2 separate regions of the Homo sapiens genome follow, and region 1 is linked to region 2. A link is an interaction called in ENCODE POLR2A ChIA-PET data of the cell type or tissue named here. Cell type or tissue: GM12878. All regions are shown on one strand. Each heading gives the region's core, and the rest is flanking DNA. Links, peaks and the distances in the headings are about the cores only. Region 1 has its middle 130 kb from the start of MANEA. Region 2 overlaps MANEA (mannosidase endo-alpha).

Evidence for each region. ChIA-PET counts read pairs that join two places held together with the same protein. Peaks named below come from ENCODE experiments on the same cell type or tissue, not always from the same donor. Only the 100,000 strongest peaks of a DNase experiment are listed, where the experiment ranks them.
Region 1: POLR2A ChIA-PET joins it to region 2 with 5 read pairs; 2 of 35 experiments call an interaction of 5 or more read pairs at or near these places.

The regions. Positions count from the first base shown.
Region 1 is chr6:95,700,720-95,705,133 of GRCh38, reverse strand. No RefSeq gene overlaps it. Among named protein-coding and RNA genes, the nearest start is that of MANEA, 130 kb to the right of the region's middle. In GM12878, for the core only: no CTCF peak of the experiment used is centred there; no DNase peak of the experiment used is centred there; H3K27me3 peaks cover 120 bases.
Region 2 is chr6:95,584,828-95,589,241 of GRCh38, reverse strand. It overlaps MANEA (mannosidase endo-alpha), which reads right to left. Exons shown (of 5, transcript NM_024641.4): 2 at 2,259-2,840. The coding sequence starts at 2,802. Among named protein-coding and RNA genes, the nearest start is that of MANEA, 9.5 kb to the right of the region's middle. In GM12878, for the core only: no CTCF peak of the experiment used is centred there; no DNase peak of the experiment used is centred there; H3K4me3 peaks cover 313 bases; H3K27ac peaks cover 411 bases.

The sequences.
Region 1 (4,414 bases), core at 268-4,267, 120 kb before region 2:
CTCATTCTACTTTTCATTTCTTTGATAATGAGTAAAGGCCAAATATTTATTTTAATATTTACTAACAATTCACATTTCTAATTTTGCATTTGCTTATTCATGAATAGGAAGGCTGTCCTTTCCTTCTTTACTTGTAAGAACTTTGAACTGTGTGAGCATCAATGTCCTTACACCTATATTAAGGGTATTTTCTCAAATACATTGTTAATAATTTTAACTATAAGTTTTACCATACAAATATGACTAATTTTTATACTTTAAGATTCATCAGTCTTTCTATATATATTTTCTGACTCTGGGACAAATTCCTAGATGGACATTGTCTTTTGAATTTTATATACACTTTATATTCATGATCTACTTTTAGAAGCATAAAGAGAAAAAAGTAATAAGTGTGATGATCTAAGGTTATTAATTATTTTTCTTTTTAACATTTGAAACTTTCCTTTGCACCACATGCACTTTGCCCTACTCTGTCCTTCTGCCTGAAGAAGATTATAAGTTGTTACAAAAGGAATCAACGGGAAAGATTCAGCTTTTGACGTTGAAAAATGCGATTTGGAAGCAAGTCAATAACCTTGACAGTGATGGTAGTGTCATGAGAGAAGATTGTTAAATTCCTTTATCTCTGTTTTGCATGGCAAGAGCTAGGTTGTGTGGGCTAAGCCATAGAATTCCACATAGGAAGAGCAAACAGGGAAGCTGGGTCTTTTCTGACCCTAGGGAAACTAAAGGAGTAACAGATGAGAAGCAGAGGACAGAGAAATGACTAGCAGACAGATGTTCTGATTTCCGTTTTTTAGATCTTTTTTAGAAAGAGGCATTTATATTAGCATGTTATATGGCTTGGCTCTGTGTCCCCACGCAAATCTCATCTCAGACTGTAATTCCCGCATGTCAGAGGAGGGGCGTGGTGGAAGATGGTTGGATCATGGAGGCGGATTTCTCCCTTGCTGTTCTCCTGATAGTCAGTGAGTTCTCATGAGAGTTGATGGTTTGAAAGAGTGGCACTTCTCCCCTTTGCTCTCTCTCCTGCTGCCATGTAGGGTGTGCCTTGCTTCCCCTTCACTTTCTGCCATGACTGTGAGTTTCCTGAGGCCTCCCCAGCCATGTGGAACTGTGAGTCGATTAAATCTTTCTTCATAAATTACCCAGTCTCAGGTATTTCTTTATAGCTCTGTGAAAACGAACTAATACAGAGTGGAAAACAATAGGTCATTAGTTATTTGGAAAGCTGAGGGGCATGGTACCCATTACTCAGCAACAGATTTATCACAGTAACTTTGGTACTGTCCAGCAGAAGGAAGCATTTGAGTGTTCTCTAAAAATCCTTTGTTTATTTTATTTTATTTCATTTTATTTTATAGAACCAGAAACATGTCAGAGGCTTGCTGGAGTCCCTACTGTAGTACACCCTGGCTGGGATCAAAGACAGTAACACTCAGATTGCAGATGAGTTATATAAACAAATCCTTAGGTAGATCCAGGCTCATTAGGAACTGCCATGAGGACTGTTTCTAGAGCTGAGGGTGGACCCCAAGGTTAATAGACCACAGACTTAAGCATTAGAAGCCAGGGACACCTAAACATAAAACACACATAGGATTTACCTTTCAAATGACACATCAGCTGAGCTGGCATGAGGCCAGGTGGCTGGTCCACCCAACACAGTGCTTCCTACTACTAGATGTTTGTCTTATGGTGAGAATCAATGAGATGTGTTAAAAGAAAATGTTTAGGCAAGCTCAATTTAATAGAGTTTAATTAAGCAAAGGACAATTTGTGAATTGGGCAGCCCTCAGAACCAGACTAGGTTCAGAGTGATTCCAGGGCTGCTACATGGTTGGATAACATATATGGACAGAAAAAGGAAAATAGCATATAGAAAATGGAACTAAGGTACAGAAACAACTGGACTGGTTAGAGCTGGGCATTTGCCTTACTTGAACCTGTTTTGAACAGGTGGGCACCTGTGGGTGATTGAAGTTTGCATGCTGTGGTGGGCTAAGACTGGGCTATTTGTCACACAAATAGGTTACCATCTATTTACACATCAAATTAAGTTACAGTTCACTATGTACAAAGAAACTTTTAGGCCAAATTGAAAATATGTATGAAGGCAGCTCTACAACAAATTTAATTAAACAGTCTATCTGAAACATGGTTTAATATTATGATCAATCCAGGCTTTAAACTGGACAAGATATTTAGTTGATCTTTCTCCTACCAACCAATGAATGGTTTCTCATGAAAGAGACCAGAGCTGCTAATGAGAAATAAAGGGAACAGGTAATTTTTTCTTTGTACCAAAGTTGTAGAGAGTTAATATGCAATCCAACTAACTATCTTTTTAAAAGATACTGGACCATCAAAATGCAGAAATAGGTTTTAAGAAAATGAGTAAAAGTATTTTTGAGTGTGTGTATTTCTAAAGATGCAGTAAACATTCAAGACTTTCCAGTTTCACTTTAGCTTAGTTATGTGGGAAAGGATAAATGACCAATCCACATTTTTGTTTTATTCACATACTTCACCTCATAAAACATAGGCACGGAGAAAGAGAGAATTTTCACTGCTCAACTAATATGAATCATTACTAATCTTGTTTTCTGTTGTAGGAAACTCTCAAATGCCAAAATCACAATGAGTTATGAGAGAGAAAAATCTGTGCATTCCTATTCATAGAGAATACACATATTTTTTAACAAATAGATTTTCCTTTAATCTGTCTCTGTAACTTAAGTCTTCCAATTTAAAAAAAAATCAATATATAGGAAATAAATACAATATGTCAACACATATAATCTGGATTATATGCAATTGTTTTGCATATATGTAAGAATCTTTACTGAACCAAATACAGGTAACAATTCTGACATTAACATAATTTGTTCTTGGTTTTAAATTTCAAAAAAAGTCAGTATGCAGTCTTTCCCCATTGAACTGTGAAAAGTGAGGATGGTTAGAATGAGAAAATGCCCTATAGGTAAATTGTCTGTGATCTTTGATTTTTTGGCTTGCCTCTTATAACTCCATAAGGAAAACACCTGTGTAATTGCTTTTCATTAAATAATATGGGTCAATAAGATGGGCTCTTATTTAAGTATACCTTGCATACTTACTGGGTATGCAAGCAGTCTTATTAATTTGTTTTGGGAATGTACTTCTGATTATTCTGGTTACATCTGCCATAGTTGTAGGCCATTCTAAACGATACACAAGATGAGGTACTCTGATTTCTGCCATCACAAGATTCACACTGGAACTTAAAACACACAGGAGCAATAATGTGGGGTTTAAACAACTCCAATTGTTTCAAGATTACTTTTTACAGACTAGGGGTGATAGCTTGACCTTTTTATTCAATTTAATGGTAGTAATTTTTTATCATTTGCTTTATCCTAGGAAGTCCTAAAGGATAGCAGTGTCATATGAACCTGAATAGTTTTTTCAGCCCTAAAGGGGAATTAGCTAGGCTCATCAACCCTGTGGGCAACAACGCAACCTCTAAGAAAGAGATTTATTGATTGAAAAGATAATTCACCAGCCCTTTCATATAAAGGGTTTTTTCAACAACTACAGCAGAAAGGTTCAAAGGCCAGTAGCTTATATTTTATGCTGCCAAACTGCAACTTAAATGAACTCTCATTTTGATTTTACCAGTTTTTTCTCTAATTTTCTCTTTTACTTTGAGGAGAGATTAGTGAAAAAATAAGAATACTAAAAATAACAGCCAATATATGATAAATACTATATTTCAAAGATGGCAGAATTGAAATACATTCAAAATTTGTATTTAATATTTGCCCAATTCAGATATCAGAACCAATGCTTCTACTTTTAATTTCTTTCTGTAATCTACTATGTGGTATTGCTCTATAGGCAGTGCTGGATTTTCTTCCTCAGTCAATCTAAAGCATGAATTCAATAGATTGAATTATTACTCTAAGTAGGTACAGTAGTATTTATTTTAAAAGTAATAAAAGGGAAACGCTTAGATATTTAGGCATAAATAGATACTTCAATAGTCAATGAAGTATTACCTAGAGTAATTGATCTCCAGTAATTATAATTTTTGCACAGTGTGCATGCCAATCTCACACAAATTTGACCAGTCATCCAAATGTTCACTTATTACCTAACTTATATTCTTTTAAAAAAGATGATAACTACTTCAAAGTGTAGCTCTCTCTACTGTAAAATGCAAAATTAACCAGTTCATTTCAGACTTTGATTTTAGATAGCTTAATTATGCTGTTTCCATCACCATGAAGAAACCACTGCTAATACTTTTCTTCCACAGTTATTATTACAAATGAGCATAAGTTTGTAGTTTTATGAAAATTAGCAAAAGTACAAACTAATAGAGTTGTGTTTCTCCTCCTCCTCCTCCTCCTCCTTCTTCTTCTTCTTC
Region 2 (4,414 bases), core at 149-4,148:
CATGGATTAAATTAGGGTTTTGAGTCAGTATTCCAACAGTCAAATTATTTTCTGCCTGGTAACAATGAGTATAATTCAATATTTAACTCATTAAGAAATTATTTCTTTATTTATAAATTGATTATGTCACTTTTATTATCAAGTTTATTTTTTAATTTTGTCTAGGAGAAAATCCATCAAAAAGTAAAATATTTGCATCCGTAGTGAAGCTGTCAACATTTAAAATTGAAATGACTGTATTACTGTCAATGTTTAGAAATAATTAATGTTCATATACATGATACAATACTAAAATATTATACAGGGAAAAAGGTCTTTATAAATATGAATAGGCATAAAAATGTTTACTGAAACTTTTCTTCCTGATCACAAACTATACCAAAAATAGTGTAACACATATATTTCTATTTAAAATTTATATTTACCACATATATTATTTATATATGTTTATGTATTACAAATATGTATTAATATTAGTTATATTTATAATGGAGGGGAAAAAACCCTCATTGTATACTATTCAAATTGCAAATGAAAATTAAAACTTTAAAGAACAACCATTTCCTCTGTCAATCTAGCATAGTTTTTTTAGCCATATCAAGACAGTCTTGAATAAAGACTTAAATGTGACACAAATTTTTTGTAAACAATAGAAAAAATATCATTTGAAAAGATTCTCCTCCCAAAAGCAAATTAGTAGAGACAGACACACACACATACATATTGACCACACAGAAGTCAATGCTGTCTTAACTGACCCAAGCTATTTTATGTCATAATACATACAGAACATAGAAACTAAATCTCTAACTATACTATAAAGTTAAATTTTATAAATACTTGAAAAAAGTTAGTCCATACAAGGAAAACAACTCATCTTGCACATATCTGATATAGATTCATAGAATTCTACATTGTTTTGTTCATCAAAGACTCTTGTGTTTCTCTAAATACATATCAGCTCCATGGTGAATCCATACCTTTATGTAGAGCTGGAAAAATGTAAGAATACCCAATTTCTTGTTCTAGCTCTACTGGTAGGGGCACTAAAAAGATAAATGAAACTGAAACTGGAAGGTTTTACAAAGACTATATTAACAAACTGAAGAATTTTCAGGCACCAAGTTATATTTTTTCTGTAATTCACCTGTGGGACAATATGACTCTATCTAAATATATGTAATTGGAGTGCCAGAAGGAAGGAGAAGAGAAAGGTGAGAAGCGGTGGGAACAACAATAAGAATCAGTTAAGTTAAAGGGGCGTATTGTAAAAAGGTACAGTTATAAATAAAACAAATGAATAACATAAGCCAGAAGAAAATATAAAACAGAATAATACGCATATGTAATGTAAGAGAAGGAAGAAAAAGAAGGAAAAAAAGAAACAGACGTGTGGGACAAATGGAAAATAAACAGAAAAATGGCAGATTTAAAATCATATCATTATTACATTAAACATAAATGAAATAAACAGACATTAAGACTGACAGAATAACTTTAAGAAACAGAAAAGCAGGACTAAATTACATGCTACATGCCTAAAATTTGAAAAAGCCCAAACACCTATCAACAGGTGAATATAAAAGCAAATTTGCCAAAATCAAACAATAGGAGACTTCTCATCAATAAAAATGACTAAGCTATTGATATAGTTAAGTGCAGTTCAAAATATTGTGCTGAGCAAAAGACATACACACATACAAATGCTGAATGACTCTATTTTCATAAAGTAATAGAACACTCACAACTATTCTCCAGTGATAGAAATCAGATCTGATAGAAATCAGATCCAGCTGATATGTATACAGTTTTCAGCGGTAGGGGAGAAGGTAGGCCTGAATAAAGGAATTATGATGAGACTTTTTGGGCTATAGAAATATTTTACTTCTTGATTGGGGTGGTATTCAAACAGGTATATACTTTTGAGTAACATCAATGAGCTATAAACTTAAAGTGGGAAATTCATTGTATTTTATGTAAATCATAATTTAATAAAATTGAGAAAGTGAATTAAATTAGAAATCAACAATATATCCAGAAATGCTCCAAAATGTAAAAATTAAACAATATACACTAAGGGCAGTGTTAAAATGTGGTTGCCTGGATGTTTAAGATCATACATACAGTTTAATTTGGAGGTATGAGCTTAACAATATAATTAATAATAATGAGAAAATTAACTAGTAAAGTTACACAAAAAATCATTTATATGCATATATACAGACACAAACACACATATATATATATACAATAATTACCAATTGAAGCTGAGCGCATTTGTCTCATGTGAGTTTCTATGACAGAAGGATCCCGAGAACTGTAACTTCCCAATTCAGGATAAAAGCTGGAGCCAATGTCATCTGGAGGGTTGTGTCTCCCTTGTGGATAATTCTTGGCTATTCTAGGGTCCCAATGCTCTAACACTGGATGATTCCAATGTATATATTTACCATCAAATTGTGGATTTCCATACCAACTGTAATAAAATACATGTAGATAATTGTTCAGAGGTGGTAGTTCATCCAAGTTAAGTTCAGAGGCTTTGGAAGGTTTCATAGTGATTTCAACACTTTTTAAATTCTTGGTATTTGTTTCACTGTTGATTCTGTCACTCTTTTGGAAATCAAAATTTTTCCCCAAATGAATAGTTCGTTGATGAAGTTCTGGAAGAAGGTCAAGTCCAAAAGGAGCTCCAAAAGTAGCTGTATTTGGTCTCAGCATTTTTAAACCCATCATCAGAGAGAAAATAAATAGAATAAAAAGTGCCAAAATGATGCAAGTCCTTCTCCGAAACTTTGCCATGATGACATACTTTAAACTCCAAAATAGTAAGTGTTTTGCTGCAATTTATTGAAAAAAGATAATTAGTAAGTGTTATCAACAGTATTTTCCAATATATTCAACACGAAAACTAAAATCCATAAATTTCATTACATTGAATAATTAATACTGATTTCATCACATATTGGTGAAATTAAGAAAGTGAAGACATTAATTATATCATCATATATAAATGTGTACAATAAGGGTCTATGGCTAGAATAAACGGCAATATTCATTTGGATATATCACCATGTACATGCCAATTACGTTTAGTCAGACGAACCTTTAGGAAATTTTATTTAAGAAATTAAAATATGTTTTTCATTACTTGAACAGATTACATGTATGCTGAATGTAGGAAGGGAACATTCTATGTATGTGAACTAAAATTCTGTTTAAAAATCATTTATTTATTTATTGTAGAGACAAGGTCTCACTATGTTGACCAGGCTGGTCTTGAACTCTTGGGCTCAAGCGATCCTCCTGTCTCAGCCTCCCACATTGCTAGGATTACAGGTATGAGTCACCACACACCTGGCCTGAACTAAAATTTTCTAAATCTAAGTGTAAAATTTACAAATCACAGTTAATAAAAAGGAAATACTTACTAGTGTATGAAAAACCCAGTCATTAAACAGATTTTCTAAAAAATTTTTAACTAACAATTTCATAAAAGGGAAAAATTACAAATTTTAAATAACATTTTGAAGTGAAATAGAATCAGACAAAATTTTTTAAATGACAGTAGAGAAAAAAAGAATAATCACAAGTAAGATATTCCCAATTTTTTCAAAAAATTCATTAGGCTGGGCATGATGGCTCATGCCTGTAATCCCAGCACTTTGGAAGGCTGAGGCAGGAAGATCACTTGAGTTCAGCAGTTTGAGACCAGCCTGGACAACCACGGGGAGACCCCATCCCTACACAAACTTTTAAAAAATTGGCTAGGCATGGTGGTGTGTGCCTGTAGTTCCCCAGCTACTCATGAGGCTGAGGCAGGTGGATTGCTTGAGCCCAGAAGGTCAAGGCTGCAGTGAGCCATGATTGTGCCACTGCACTCCAGCCTGGGTGACAGTGCAAGAAAACGTCTCCAAAAATAAAATTAACTTACGACTCTGAAAATCTTACTGAACAGAGGTTATAAACAGTAATTTATAACTTCTGAAAGGGTATTATATGTGTTTTTGTTTTAGTAAGTATGTTTATGGACATATATTAATGCAGTGCTTCTTGGCTGATTAAGAAAAGACATTATTGTTGTGTGTGTATATATATATATATATGAGTATAAGTATATAGGTACATATACACCATATGAATGAAATATTCAAGTCTTTTTATATACAGATTTCTTATTAGAAAGGTATTTGGCACAATGCTGACATTGACTGCTTTATAAAATGAGTTCTATGATACGGTGCTGTTATTATAGAGAATTAAGTTAAAAAAGACTTAACTCCAATAGAAAAGAAAGACAAGTGAAACTTCCTACAAACTGCTGCTTCTATTCTATCGGGGGAACCCATCCCCAATATTTCAACGTAGGTTCTTTCTATTTTCCATAAATGTCAACCAGTCTGAGAAATAAGAG